2 separate regions of the Mus musculus genome follow, and region 2 is linked to region 1. A link is a contact called in ENCODE Hi-C or POLR2A ChIA-PET data. All regions are on one chromosome and are shown on one strand. The core of a region is the stretch at or near the end of the contact, and the rest is flanking DNA. Distances in the headings are between cores, read along the strand shown. Region 1 holds the start of Mre11a (MRE11A homolog A, double strand break repair nuclease). Region 2 holds the start of 4931406C07Rik (RIKEN cDNA 4931406C07 gene).

Evidence for each region. A loop is a pair of places that touch in the nucleus more often than their neighbours do. ChIA-PET counts read pairs that join two places held with the same protein, here RNA polymerase II (POLR2A).
Region 2: a loop to region 1 is called in a map of adrenal gland, with 3 times the contacts of the local background. The contact joins the promoter of 4931406C07Rik here to the promoter of Mre11a in region 1. A Hi-C loop is called at or near these places in 1 of 37 maps with a recorded cell type or tissue (adrenal gland). POLR2A ChIA-PET finds 5 or more read pairs at or near these places in 2 of 5 experiments (both embryonic stem cell).

What each region holds. Positions count from the first base shown.
Region 1 is chr9:14,780,982-14,788,479 of GRCm38, forward strand. Mre11a (MRE11A homolog A, double strand break repair nuclease) reads left to right here and starts at 3,673. Exons shown (of 20, transcript NM_018736.3): 1 at 3,673-3,776; 2 at 4,450-4,547; 3 at 5,897-6,029. The coding sequence starts at 4,528. Ankrd49 (ankyrin repeat domain 49) reads right to left here and starts at 3,592. Exons shown (of 3, transcript NM_019683.4): 1 at 3,539-3,592; 2 at 1,634-1,981; 3 at 1-630. The coding sequence starts at 1,888. The coding sequence ends at 169.
Region 2 is chr9:15,301,866-15,309,363 of GRCm38, forward strand. It overlaps 4931406C07Rik (RIKEN cDNA 4931406C07 gene), which reads right to left and starts at 4,302. Exons shown (of 9, transcript NM_001199485.1): 1 at 4,172-4,302. Taf1d (TATA-box binding protein associated factor, RNA polymerase I, D) reads left to right here and starts at 4,349. Exons shown (of 7, transcript NM_029248.2): 1 at 4,349-4,418; 2 at 5,863-5,956; 3 at 6,660-7,050. The coding sequence starts at 5,889.

The DNA.
Region 1 (7,498 bases), core at 2,423-4,922:
ACCTCTCAAATACATGTGACATCAAGGTCGGGCAGCTTACTTGGAAGAAAGCTGTGATGCGCACAACAGAACTTCTGTAGTGAGACATCTTTTCTCTGTACATGGGAATATTTTACATCTCACACATGGGAGGCACTGGTACTTTGAAACTTAAAATTACTAGAGTCATTAAGACGGAGGTGAAGAGTTTGTACAGCCTTCCGCAATTTCAAAGAGGTAGTGATAGATGCTTGTCCTCCTGGCGATATCAGAAGCAGTTTCTTGTGAGTTGTTCTTCAGCTCTGGTTTGATGTAACGATTCATCAGGAGGAGTTCCAGAGTGTCTCTGCTGTCTCTGTTCCCAGCAGCAAGGTGCAAAGGGGTCAAAAGGCCTTTCGTTTGGGCGTTGATGTCTGCATCATGCTGAAGTAAGAAAGAGGCCACCTTGGTATTATTCCACTTACAAGCACTATGCAGTGGTGTCCAGCCATCCACAGTCACTGCATGAACATCTGCCCCCTTAGCCACCAGCTCACGAACAACATCTATATGCCCACTGTAGGCTGCTCGGTGAAGAGGGGTATACTCATCTTCATCCCTAGTGTTCACTTCAGCGGCCTTCTCAGAGAGTAGTCTCTGCACTGTAGCAAGCTATTGGAAAAAAGAGAACTTTAAACGTTCAACTTGAAAAAGACAATGAACAAAGATAATTACACCATCCAGTGGCTTTAGACTTTAAGATTCCCTTTTAGGGGAGGAGGGTAACTGATTAATAGTGAGCAAGTTAAAGCTCATTACACTCAGGAGCAACGCGGGAATCTGATTCTCTGATTATCACCCTAAGCTATCACATTATCCTACTCTAATAAATGCCTACTGTCCCATACCTGGGCCCTAGATGAACAAAGGGCTTATCTATATAGTTTATATGTCATCTCTAAAGCAAGCCTAATTTTCCTGTATCAGATTGTATCAATAGACATGGTATATGAACCAGAAAATAAAAAATGAAACTACTTTTAACAGCAGAATAAAGCGATGTTGAAGCCAGCTAGAGACTAAGGAGCACATCTTCTTCTCATGTTGCTGTGCACCATGTCTGGGCTGGTCTATGGACCAGACAGAGGACACTGTGCTCTGGGATTGAAAAGCTATCATACACTGCAAAACACTTCTGGTTTTGACTTACTAACATGGATATGGGAGAACTTAGTAAAGTTAAGTACAAATGGTCAAGTGGGAAGAACTGAGTCTGAGAGTGTTTTGGATGACATTTGCCTCCTCGCAAGACTGTGGGGAGTAAACAAGTGCAGTAAGACACTTGGTGGAGTTGCAGCTAAGTTAGTCTCCATCTTACTTGTTCTCAGTAATGCTGACGTGTAGAAGGATCCTAGTAATTTAATTAGAGGACTGTTTATAATTACCCCCAAACATCTAGAGCCAGCTTATAACATAATGTGCACTTTCATATACACTACTTCATGTGGCACTCCTATAAATGAGAAAAATATTAAGCTACCATTTTTAAAGACAAGAAATTAAAGGGTCAAAAATGTTGGAATGTGCCAAAAGGTAAAGATAAGATGTTTAGGAGTAGGTCTTTGGGCTCCAAACCAAATGCTTTTCCAACTATGTAATGGTTTCTTTTTTTTACCCGATTTTTTTCAGCAGCCCAAAGAAGCAATTTGCTTGGATCTTTTTCCATCTTTTTTTCTTGCAATTGGTACCACTCTTCGTTTTTTTCCTCTTGCTCTTCATCTTCATCAGAATTGCCTACCCAGAGACTCTGAGTACCAGTGGGAATCAGGTGTCCATGAGTTTTCAACAATTCAAGCTGGTTAAACTGTTCAGAAAAGTCCACAGAGTTTTCCAGGTCTGGTTTTTCATCATCCTTTTTTTCTTTTTCCATTTTTACTACTCTTTTAAATAAAAAGCATTTCAAGTACTAGGGCGCAATCTTTAAGGAGATGAATTATGTCTGCATTGTTTGATTCTTTCTAACCTGAAAACACAAACACAACAGTTGTTAGCACAGCAGTAACTAGATATTATTAACAGCACGGATACAACCTTACAAACAAGCCAGATAAATTCTATGTCATAAGGCTTTGGTGTTTTCTCATATCCATTAAGTTTACTAAATATAAGATTTCAGAGATTTCTGCTATCTATGATCATTTATAGTCTTTACCTTTTAGAAATGCTTTCTTCTACTAAGTAAATGGCTACAACTATCTTAATTTTAATCTATTAATTTAGGTATGTTAAAACTGATGGAGTCCTGACAGTGAGTACACAGGAGGACCATAGTTCACCCAGTCCTAAAAGATTAGTCTTCTGATAAACTGCCATATTAATTTATACACTGACATCAACTTCAAGAGTTACCTAGCACATAAGCCTTAAAGAAAATGAGAAGTTACTTTGAAAACCATCAATCTTTTAACCATATTTGTTGAATTTGGCAGTTTTTTGTTGCTATTGTTAGTGTTACCACTTCTTTCTGTTGACCCAATTAGAATCTAATGTTTATTATTTCAGGTGCTATGTCTTATATTGTTTTGCTATTAAGCTTTTAAGGATAGGCCATCTTTAACACAGATTATTATGCCATTTGTATGTAACCTGCATTAAGAACTATTTGTATCATTAAACTTAAGACCTATCATTTAATCTTGCTCTGAATGGCCTCTAAGAGGAACTTAGTTATACACACTCCTCATAGATTTGTTCTACTTAATTTCAAGTTTAATATTCCATTGTCCAATTAAGCTTCATCACTAGTGACAAGAGTATCAGAATCATGACCAATGACTTCTTAGGGCCTATAAACTCCATTAAGGGATTTGTTAAGGTTTTGGCAGCATTGTGTTTTTCTTTTTTCTTTTTTAAAAGAACTATCAGAACTATTTTCTTAACATTTTCAATATTTCCTTTCACTTCAAACTCATTTTTTAAAAAGCTACTATACACCAATTCATTAAGCGCTTAACAGATGTCACTAACCAAAATATGGCACAGATCGCAGCCCCCCTTCCCACACCTGAAAACTCCTTCATATTAATTCTTAACTTATTGTCTTGGTATGCTTAATTAAAAAATCAAACCCAAATGTATCTCGACTCTGGGTATAAAGCTCGATGCATACTATTATGGAGGAATAGGATGCATTTCCTAATTTAAAGGGAACCCTCCATTTTGAGAGAGATAGCAACTGTTCCAGTTCTCATCTCATTGGGTGGAGCCCCCCATTTCAGAGGCCTGCGCTCGGGTACTGACAGATCACTGTCGCTGCGGTACACGGGCCCTTCTGAGGTCCTGAGGGGGTCTGCTCTAACTCAAGGCTCCAAATCATTTCTACTGCACTTTCTTCAAGGTTCTCTGAAAACACAAAACCGAGGCTTCTGGGGCGATCGTCAGGGGAAGCAGGGAAGAAAGGTCTTTGGTCTAGCAGGCGAGGCCTTCCGAATCGCAAAGCGAAGACTCTGCCACGATGCTACCTGCGAGGTGGCCGGCCGCCCACAGCCGCCCGCCCCACCGCTCCGGACACGCGCCTCACCTTTCACAGAGAGAACCTCACCGAGAACTTCCTTTCCGGGTTCGCCCCTTCGCTGCTCAGGATTGGCTCCTGTGAGGTGACGGAGCCATTCTGTAGCCAATGAGAATCTAGACATTCTGTGATGTCACGTCATCAATGGATCTCGCGAGAAGTACGGATGCCGCTCTCCCGCGCCTAATTCAGGTTTCTGGGAGCGGTTTTCTTGTGGTTCTGGAGACTCCCGCCCCCTTTTCCTGAGGTAGAGATGGCTTGTGGCCTCCCTGGTCGACTCTGACAAGTCCATGTTGGGTAACTTAGGCTTTGCTACGGTCTTGTAGCGTGCGGGTCCGGGGCGAACGGAAGCCCCGAGTGCGTGGGGCCGTTAGGGAAGACGGGCCGGGTGGGCATGGAGGGATGCGGGCTCTGCGTTCCGCCTCGGAGTCCGCCTCGGAGTCCCGCGGGTGGGAGGTCTCCTGTAGTGGCAGCGCCGCCTTCGCCGAGCTGGGGATGCGAGGTGTTCCACTTAGACCATGTGTTGGTTATTTATTCTGTCTTTAAATGTGGGCTGCCCCATAAAACCCATGTTAGTGTTAAGAGTATGGGGTGGCCTCTGATTCAAAGTCCTGCGCGGAGCAGCTTAAATTATGCACGTAGAAAGTTACGTTTCATTTTTCCTGTCCAGGGGTTTACTACACACCAATCTCATGAAGAAGATAGTAGAGAAATAGTAGTGATAGTGCAATTAGGACTTCACTTCAGGATGTGGCTTTCTGTTCTTAGGTCATGAAACAATTATAGTAAGTGTTGAAGACGTACATAGGACTTTCTCAAAATCACTAGCGCTTGTTCAAAAAGTCTACCCTGCAACTGAGCTCATGTTAGTGAAATATGTGCAACCTTTATAATATGTGCATTTTGGTATTTATTTTTAGAGTTTGGATTCGAGTGGTTTTTCTGACATACCTGAACACTTGGAGAGGAACCTGGTACAGAGGAACTCTACTATAAAAATGAGCCCCACAGATCCACTGTAAGCCTGACATATTAATTGTGATGACCTTACGAGAAAAGTGATATTTTAATATAAACAGCAACAGAATTTAATAATGGATAGAGTATCCCCCAAAACGTCTGTCATGCATAATTAAAAGCACATACTTATGCTTATTAGCAATAAATAAATAAATAATGAGGTGGAGCAATAGATGAATGTGTTGCAGTAATTACATGGCCATGCAGGGAGGCTCATGCTCTCTGGCTTTGTCTTAGTCTCGAGTCTATAAATAGTCCTTTAGAGTAAGTTACCCTAGTTGAAGTGAATTTGAACAAAATGGAAAGAAATAAAAGGACTATAGAAGTCAGGTGGCAGAAGAAAATCCTTGAACACGAGTGGTGTCTTCCACTCTGGTTTCAAGTTCTTGGTCAAAATTAGCTGTTTAATGTTAGGAAGATCAGCAGTTCTCTGGCTTGCCTGGTTTTATTTTCATTTGCATAACTAGACTAATAATACTCCTTTCCAGTTAATTTTGAGGTCTGAATGAGAGTGGAAGGGTACAGCTGTGGGAGCTGAGAAGTTTGTGGGTTACCCAGGGCTTCGTGCATACAATTGTGGATGTTTCTGATCTGTGGAGTTATATACAAAAGTGAACTAACTATACGAGTGAAAATAGCCTAACTTTTACTGCCTTAGTCTTGTTTCTGCAACTGGTTGTGTGATGAACGAGTTACTATCTCTGTGTCTGGCCTTATTTTTTAGAGATAGTGACCATGCTTGCCTCTTTCTCTGCAGGGACTGAGATATAAAGAACTAAACTTAATGCTAAGTATAAATGGGTGTTAATAATTCTTAAGCTGCTGATTTACCTGAAAGTACCTTTGTTTGGGTTTAAAGAATTCTGTTCTGTTATTTGGCCACATTTATTGTTGAAAACTATGTAAACAGCAGAGTCAGGCAGACGCCATCAGGGATTGGAATGTAAGCAACTAGTATATTAGTATAAAATCTATTCTTACACTCAGAGGAAGACTATTAAATAACTTTCCTGGAAAAGTGTACAGTCAGATACTTAACAAGAGAGCAAACAAAGCCTTTTGGATTTTTGTGGAGCTATCTAGGGAACAGACCTGACTACATAAAGCTGGTTATATGAAGCTTATAAATTTCAGAGCAGACGGAACACTTCCAGTGTCACTCACAGTGGCTCTGTGTTGAACTTGTGATTAGAAAGCTGTGATGCTAACGATCTGTTGAGTACTGCAGACTTTCATGCTGAGGCTATAAACAGGATTTTGCGTTACAGTTTTGTTATTGCTTATCTTCTGCTTGTTTGAATATCTTTTTAATGGATTGCATTGAATTGTGTTCTCTTCTTTATACAGTGACGATGAAGACACATTTAAAATCCTGGTTGCCACTGATATTCATCTTGGATTTATGGAGAAAGATGCAGTTAGAGGAAATGATACATTTGTGACATTTGATGAAATCTTAAGACTTGCCCTGGAAAATGAAGTGAGTTTGGGGTATATTTGTGCATGCTCTAATGTACTTCCTTGGTAACAGGCTCTTTTCCATTAAGTTAGAGTTAATTATATAACCTCATGCATTCGGCATTTCTTGGCTAAATACCAATATACTAAAAGCCTGGTTAAAATTTTGAGTTCTTTGTGTTCACAATTGGAGCAGAAACTGTTGTGACAAGTAACTTTCAAAATTAGAAACACAGGGTGTTTAATGATGTACAAACCTGTTACAACTTCTACCTGAAATAAAAAGATGGCAGTTAGTTTTCAAAGAACATATATCCAGAATGTGAGACAGCAGTTCCCAAGCAGTCAAGTACAAGGTCATTTGTGGTAAGCCCGCACAATTTCCTGGGACTTTGGAGGTAGAGGAGATTGGTGTTTATATGAAACCAGTCAAGGAGGTGACATTTAACACGTGTGTTGAAAGAGAAGCAGCCTTTACTGATAGGTGGCACAGAGAATGTATGGTCAGTGTGAAGCAGAATTGAAGGCACAGGGATAAGACAACACTCGAGGATGGTAGGGACTGGTTTGGCTTGCCCGTGGGCCATTTGTGTGCTCAAAGAGGGCTGAGAATGTAGCACTGTTGGTAGACTGCTTGCGTGCCAGGTACAAGGCCCTGGGATTGCTCCATAGCAGTACATGACACTTGAGTGCAGTGGTACACCTGTAATCCCAACACCAAGGAGGTAGAAGCTGGGCGTTTAAGGTCATCCTCAATTGCCATACTGACTTCCAGGCTAGCTTGAACTACATTAAAAAAAAAAAAAAAAAAAAAAAGCCAGAGGGCTAGCACTGAAAGTTTTGGTGTGTAGAGCTGCAGTCATTAGACTCAGTCTGTGCTCAGTGCAGAAGAAAGTCTAGCAGCCTGGTACTGTAGCAGGAGTTGGAGACTATTTTAATGCTTTTAAAATCTGCAGTTCTGGGTGTGGAAAAGAATGAATATGAGAGGTGTAACAAGTAGAAAGTGTACGTGTGTTAATTTTTAGGATTTGAACGAAAGTCAGATGTGTTGAGCCTGGGTACCTGATGGTGGCATTGGTTTAAAACATCTAACTGAAGGAGAATCTGTCCGGGAAGGTGTTGAACTCTAACTTAACTAGAATAGAGTTGGAGATTGCACTGGGGACTGTCCCAGCAGGTGGGTGAGTGTCTGCAGAGCCCAGGAGAGAGCAGGAGAATAGACATAGACGCCCTGCCTTCCCAGCAGTTTCCCTTCAGTTTATGTGCGAGACCCCTAGTGCCCTCTGCATCTCTAGCCCTCACTGTCTTGCTCAGGCTCATACCAGTACCCATAGAGCCTCTGCTTCACTTGTCCTGCAGTCTAGTGGCTCCCTGTTGGCCTTTCTGCTTCATACTTTGCCTTCTGTGTATTCAGCGTCACAGCCAAAGCCAACTGTTGACACTGAACAGCTGTGTAGTTACCTTTTTGAAGAGCTATTTTCCCCTGTACCT
Region 2 (7,498 bases), core at 3,052-5,551, 520 kb after region 1:
GAGCTCAAGTAAGCCAGGGAAGCAGTTTCTCATGGAGTGCTGTACTTAGCCTAGACCTGAGATTTCCTAACAGACGGTCTAGGAATATGGTCTTCAAACAAAATATATGCACTAAGAATTACAAGTAATTAATTAGTTTTACAGTTGTGTGCATGTGTATGTAAATACAATGTGTATACTTCACAGTATTCGATCTCTTAGTCGATACTCTATATTTGACATTTAAGCTAAAAGTTAATTGTCTTAGAGTTATTCCACTGTTTTTTTTTTAAAGATTTATTTATTTATTATATGTAAGTACACTGTAGCTGTCTTCAGACACTCCAGAAGAGGGCGCCAGATCTCAATACGGATGGTTGTGAGCCACCATGTGGTTGCTGGGATTTGAACTCCGGACCTTCGGAAGAGCAGTAGGGTGCTCTTACCCACTGAGCCATCTCACCAGCCCTCCACTGTTTTTAATACTACATTTATTTGTGTTTGTATGTACATGCATGTGTGTGTGTGTATCCTTGTGCATACCTGTAGAGGTCACAGGACAACTTGTAGGAGTTGGTTTCTCCTCCACCGTGTGGATGCCAGGAACTGAACTCAGTCAGGCTTACTGGTAACTAACTTCACCCACTGAGCGATCATGCTGGCCTGACTACCCACCCTTATTATTTTTAAACAGAGTACAAATTTTATTCTAAAAGTAGACCTCAGTAATAACAAAACAACAAAGTCTGGCATTATAATAGTATAACAGGAGTTTGTTTTTTTTTTTTCCCTGAAGCTAAAAAAAAAAAAATCTTATTTCCTTAATTTGAATTATTCCTTTTATCTGTCATATTAATAAGAGAAAATTTTAGTTACCAATTGAAATGGAAACCTATGAATGATTAGATTCTGAAAGTCTTTTTTTACTTTAATTTATAAATAAATATACTTACTTGGTAAGTACTTTTAGCGTTCGATTAATCTGGTAACCTAATCAATCATAATCTTATATTTTCCAAAAATGCATGGCAAAAGCACTTCACAAAAAACCAAGCACATATTCATAGATTGGTACTTATGTCCCTGTTCAGGAAATCAGCCTTATAAGCAAGCTCAGTGACATGGCTAGAGGGAGTCAGGGAAAGAAAAGGAGATGGGCAGGGCGGAGACAGGCAGGGCCAATCACAGCACAGGACAGTCAAATCACTGAGGGCATTCCTGCCTCCCAGAGCACCATGGGAGTAGCTAGCACTCAATATTGTTAATGGAACACCTCCTTAATCAGAATGGTTGGGTTTAAAAGTGCTCACGCAGCAAATGAAAAGTGGGTCCCTCACTTATCCATACCCTGTCTACATAATGGAATTCCTCCAACTCACAGGTCCTGCCTCTGTGTCTCCAGTGAAGCACAATCATAGGTGGCTGACAAGGAAGCCTTGACCTGTGTGCTGAGAGTGGAGCTCAGTCCGGGTGGAAAGCAGTGTGTGCTTTTAACTGCTGAGCCAGTTCTACAGGCTCATGTTTCTTAGGCTTAGGCGTTTTAATAAATTATTTCACTAAAAGTATTTATTTGTGTGTATGCCACAACCCCCATGTGGAGGTCGGAGGACAGCTTGCAGGAGTCAGCTCTCTCTGCACGTAGAACCCCTAAGCCATCTCTGGCCTACGATTTCTATTTTTGACCATACTTTCAGAACATATATCTTCCATGAACGTGCCATTGTACATATTTAGCACCTTATATTTACAGTCTTTCTTTAAAGATATAGGATCCCTACATTGTCTCCACAAATCATCCTCCTGCCTCAGCCTCCAAGGTAGCTGAAATAGGTGACATTTACTTTAGTACTTTACCAAACATTCGTTTTTACTGTCTTTTAATTATTTAACACATATACTCGTGTGTTTCCAATGAAATATAAGTAATTATTGAAAATAGGTCCCAGCTGCTATAATCATACTTGAATTACTCTAAACATATTTTTCAATTGATTGTTTTTAATGGTTTAGAAGTAAAACATGCTAATTTTCTTTGAAATAGTTTAAGACTGATATATCATATACAAATCTAGCTTCCACACTCTTTACCCAGATGCCCCATGTTAACAGTCTATCACACTTTGTACCAGGCGTCCAGAGATATTGCCTAGTATACAGACATGCCCAATCTGCTCAATGAGCAGTGTGTTAATCCAATGCTGATTGCTTGATTTTACTTTATTTTTTGTTGAGATAAGGTTCACTATATGGCCCAGGCTAGTCTGGTACTGTGCTCTTCCTGTTTGGATCCCTTGAGTGCTGGGCCAGTTCGATGTATGTACTACCACACCCAGTCTTAGTATAGCTCAGTATATAGTGAGGAAAATGAAAGCACTTTAGATGATTATACTTGTAGTAGAATAATAGGAATAATAGGAATTCAAATTAGAGTAACACCCCCCTTTTGGAGACAAGATTTTTCTGTCTAGTCCTGTCTGTCCTGTAGAACTCATTCTGTAGACCAGGCTGGCCTCGAACTCACAGAGTACTGGGATTAAAGGCATGTGCTACCACCGCCCAGCAATATCCCTAATTTTATACTTTCTACTTTCTTAAAAGAAAATCAGTTTGTTTTATATTCCTACCAAAATAGAGACAAAGTCTAACCATGGGACTCTCCAGACCGAATAACTGGTTTAGAAATGTACGTTTGTGTAGATGACGGCAGGGGAGAACACGTGTGTGCAGAGGTTGGAGTTGGAATTAGGAGCCAAAGGGAATGGTTTCCATCGATAGTCAGAGCTGCTCCAGCACAGCTTCCAGCCAGATGAAGGCAGATATTTACTTTCCTGATGTAAGTGGTGGGAGCCAATGGCTCAGACACAGGGTAGAGAAACGTGCAGGGGGAGAAACGACACGGAAAGCAACAGGCTAACGGTGACAATCATGCTGAGTGTCATGATTAAGGCCATCCTGTATTCAGAAATTGTCAGGCCCTTTAAAGTCCCTCAAAATTCTCAAATCCATGACAGACATATTGTACTTCTTACTGTACAGAAAAGGAAACAAAATTTATTCAAGATCATTCAGTTGTTACATGGCAGAAACAGGATTCAAAAGCAGGTTCAAGCCAGGCATGGTGGTGCACATGTTTAGCTCCAGCACTGGAGGCAGAGGGCTGTAAAGGCAAGAGGTTCTCTGTGAGGTTAAAGCCAGCCTGGTTTACAAATCAAGTTCCAGGATCGTCAGGGCTACATAAAGAGACATGTGTCAAACAACAGCAGCAACAACAACAAACTCAAAGGCAGGTCTGTAAATCCAGAATGCACCCCACCCTAAGCTGAATCAGCAGTGAAGAAATGGCCCCTTTGGCTGACACCAGGAAGACTTCAGAATAATCCTGCAGCACCAGGAGAAGTGCCCATCTTCCACCTAGAGGGGACTTCTCTCTTCCAAATATATTGCACACAATATATTGCTAATTATTAGGTACTTATGATATACCACACTTTTACGATATACTAGACTAGTAGGGTTCAAGCACAAGGCTGGCTTTACAGCTTTGCAAATAGTTCATTCAGTCACATAGGACCCTATATTCATACTGATCTAACCACACACACAGGTCTTTGTTTGCTTTTTTTGTTTTTATTTTTTTTTCTCCGTGGTGCCATGTACACTAGGCAAGCTCTCTATAATCCAGTTATATCTCTAGGCCAACAACTTTACATTTGAAATGTGTTTGTCTATGAGAACTCAAGGGATAGTAATATCTGCCCTCTCACCACAGATCTTGTCACGCACTCAATAAGGTGTTTGTAATGTTCCCTTACAACTTAGTCCTAGTGGACCTGCATGGGTGCAAAGCCAGAGTCAATGCTGCAGGATTCCACAGACTGTTGGACAGTGTGTGCAGGGGTCAAAAAGTAGAAGGTGCCGGGCGTGGTGGCGCACGCCTTTAATCCCAGCACTCGGGAGGCAGAGGCAGGTGGATTTCTGAGTTCGAGGCCAGCCGGGTCTACAAAGTGCCTTCCAGGACAGCCAGGGCTACACAGAGAAGCCCTGTCTCGAAAACCAAAAAAAAAAAAAAAAAAAAGTAGGAGGCAAGTGAGGACACAGGGACAGTACAGAAATCCATAACACATGCCACCCTTAGTCTGACAGAGAGCTTGGCACACTGCGGGCTCAGTCACCACAACAAATCGACGCTCACCTGGCCCGCAGTGTCCTCCCACTTGCAGGAAGGCCTTCTTTCCACTCAGGTTCGAACACAGGTTTAGTCTCCTGCCAGTCTTTTCTGATAGCTCTAGGCCAAGGGAGAGCCGGGGTACCGCCCCTCCCGGAGGCCCGCCCACCACACGCACAGCCACGCCCACCAACGTGTACTCACGCGAGATTTCGTCCTTGTCCTAGTCCGGCTGCTGGGCGCCGGGAGCGCTCTTTTCGACGCGGCGGAAGAGGTAAGCGGTTGTTCACTGTGGCCGCTCAGGTCTGCTGCGGGCGACGGGGCCGCAGGGCGGGGTTCTTTGGGCTGCGGTCCGCGCGGAAACGGCGCTCTTGTAGGGCCAGAGCAGCGGGCCGGAATCCCGCCATCCGCAGGCCGCACGAGGCTCCGGGTCGCTGTTGGGAGAGGCCGAGGTGTTCTGGGCCTGGAGGGCGTTTTTAGTGCCGTGTAAGGGGTCGCGTGCTGCCTGCGCACATCTCTTAGGTTACGTTCCGAAAGGGTCTTGCAGCGGGCCCACGGCGCATAGTCGACGCAGCTCACCACGTGGCCTCCAAAGCTTGTAGTCTCGGAACTGTAAAGTAGCGTACAGGTGGGAGTGATTCCTAGGAATTATCTTTGATTTACTCACAGGCATATCGTTGGGGCGACCGGGTCAACCTTAAATTTCAGTTTTGGTGGGTTAATTTAAAAAAGCAATTCATGTAGCGGGCATTTTGCAATCTAAGGTCGTAGTCACCCTGTTTTTCTTATCCTCGAAAGTTGTGATTATTTTTAGTTCTAGGATTTTGTGTAGCCTAGGAAAACTGTAGTCTTTTCTCCTTTAGTACATATGGCCGTTTTGCCTGCCTAATATTTCTACACCACGTGCACGCAGTGCTCACAGAGCCCAGAAGAGGACATCGAATCTCTTAGGACTGCTTACAGCTATTTTTAGGCTGGCATGTGAGTTCTGGGAGTCTCATCTTAGTCCATTGACAGTATTCTATTCATTTCTTTTTTGGGGGGGGAGGTTTCGAGACAGGGTTTCTCTTTATAGCCCTGGCTGTCCAGGAACTCACTTTTTAGACCAGGCTGGCCTCGAACTCAGAAATCCTGCCTCTGCCTCCCGAGTGCTGGGATTAAAGGCGTGCGCCACCACGCCCGGCCATTGACAGTATACTTAACTGCTAGGCTATCGTCTCAGCCATAATCTAAAGGTTCTTTTACACGTTGTTAGGATTACAGGCCTGTGACCATTTGATCAGTAGTGATTTTTGAGCCACTATCGCCATATCCCAACTACCCGAACTCTGTTTCAGTGTCGAGTTCGCAGCCCAGATTGGAATTAGAAATGCTACTGTGAGGCTAGGTGGTGGTTAAAGCCATGTCGGGTTTTGGGGGTAGATTTAGTGAGAAAACAAACTGCATTGGAATGTGGCTTCTTGTTTTCACTCACATATTTAAAGAAAACTATGCCATATGTGTGAGGGTACTCTGGAAGACAAAAGATCACTAACAGGGAGCTGGAGTTAACAGGAGATTGTGAGCAACCCGATGTGGATACTGGAAACAAGCCCACTCAGAGGCTTTAAAGTAGATATAAAATGTACTATCCATAGGGATTTTACAGAAATTCACACAGTGGGAAGGAGTATGCTGAACTTAGACTGCTGGTACATCATTGAAATCTGTGATTGCAGAAAATTGGGAAAGGCCGCGAAAAGTGATGGCTCAATCAGAAGTGAATTCTGTCTGTGTGGCATCGGATAGAGCTGGAGATACTGGAGACCAAAGGTAAGGTAGCTTTTGTGGGTAAACTAGAGATTCAGTCCAAATGTTCAATTTATTTTTGAGACATCTCAGTAGATAGAGCCATGGCTGCCCTCACCCAGGTAATCCTGCCCATCTACCTCTCAAGAGTTGGGATTAAAGGCATGTTACCACACCCTGCACTCCAGCAAGTTATTTGTAATGCTTGTACTTAAAATAGATAGAGAGAACCTCAATTAGCATTTATATTAGCTTGACAGTTTGATTAAAACTGTATAATTCTACCAACCTGAACATGTAGGAATGGAACATAGTTTATTTTTTCCAAGAAAACTACATTTGGGGGGCTAGTTCTGGTTTTATTGGCCCATTTTTGTTTAGTAGGTAGATAGTGGAAGCTTTAGTGATTAAGTGGTGCTTTTGAAAGTTAAAACTGAACATTTTAACCAACTGTCTTGTTTTAGATATAATAGTAAGTACTAGTGGTTAACTGGTACTGAATCTATTCTAAAATGCTGGGTATGATTTTAGGGGGTTGATCTTTGAAGAAATGCACTTTGAAATTTTAACATGGTTTTTAGGTTTGTCATGCTTTTGTCTGGTGTTCTAAGGGCAGTAAAGGCTGTTGGAGCTGTGAACTGAAGGAATGCATGATTGGGAGCATGGCCTTGAAACTCGGGGAGGATTATAGCTAATGATAACTGATGCAGTTTCATTTTTGTTTTAGTGATGACTCCTCTGATGGCAGCTTATTTAAAACTCAGTGTGCTCCTTCACCTATACAAAAGCAAAGACACCCTACTGTGAAACGTGTTACTTTACCTGCAAGTGTTGAAACAGATTCATCAAGTGACTCTTCTATAGAACCAAGGCCTCTGACTTTAAAGGCTATTTTTGAAAGATTTAAAAAAAAGAAACGGAAAAAGAGGAAAAAGAGAAAATATGAGCCAAAATTAAGACCAAGAGGAAGACCAAGAGGAAAACCATCGGGAACGAGGATCACTAGAAGGTCGCAAATAGATGCAAAACAAATTAAAGACAAAGGAGCTGTGTTTCCATTCTTAGAATCTGAGAGTGGAAGAAAACCTTTACCTTGGAAGAAAATTTTAACATATGAGGTGAGTTTTTTTTTTAAATGTAGGTGAATACATTAGGTAAGATTGAATGGTTTGTTGGCCATTCTTAATTGTTTGAGGGACACCTGAAACAGATTGTTACTTTTAACAATAGTGACATCCATATAAAGTGCTCCAATTTTCATCTCTTGCATCACTAGAGAAATGTGCACAAGCATATTTATCAGTGTGCACACAGATTTATGGAGTTGTACTCCAGCTGGGTCCCTTGAGGTCCCTTATATTATCTCTAGACTATTCTGAAGCACACCACACCCAGCTTGCTTTCAGCAGTAGTCAATCCTTTGAGTACAGGCGAGAGAGAAGGTATGGTACCATTTAAGGCCCACTTTTAGAAGTCCCAGGAAGGGCTGGAGAATAGGACCATGAAGGAAGCTGCTGGTCCTGGGCATTGTTAGCCTAGGACCTCTTGCTCAGAATGGTAACACCC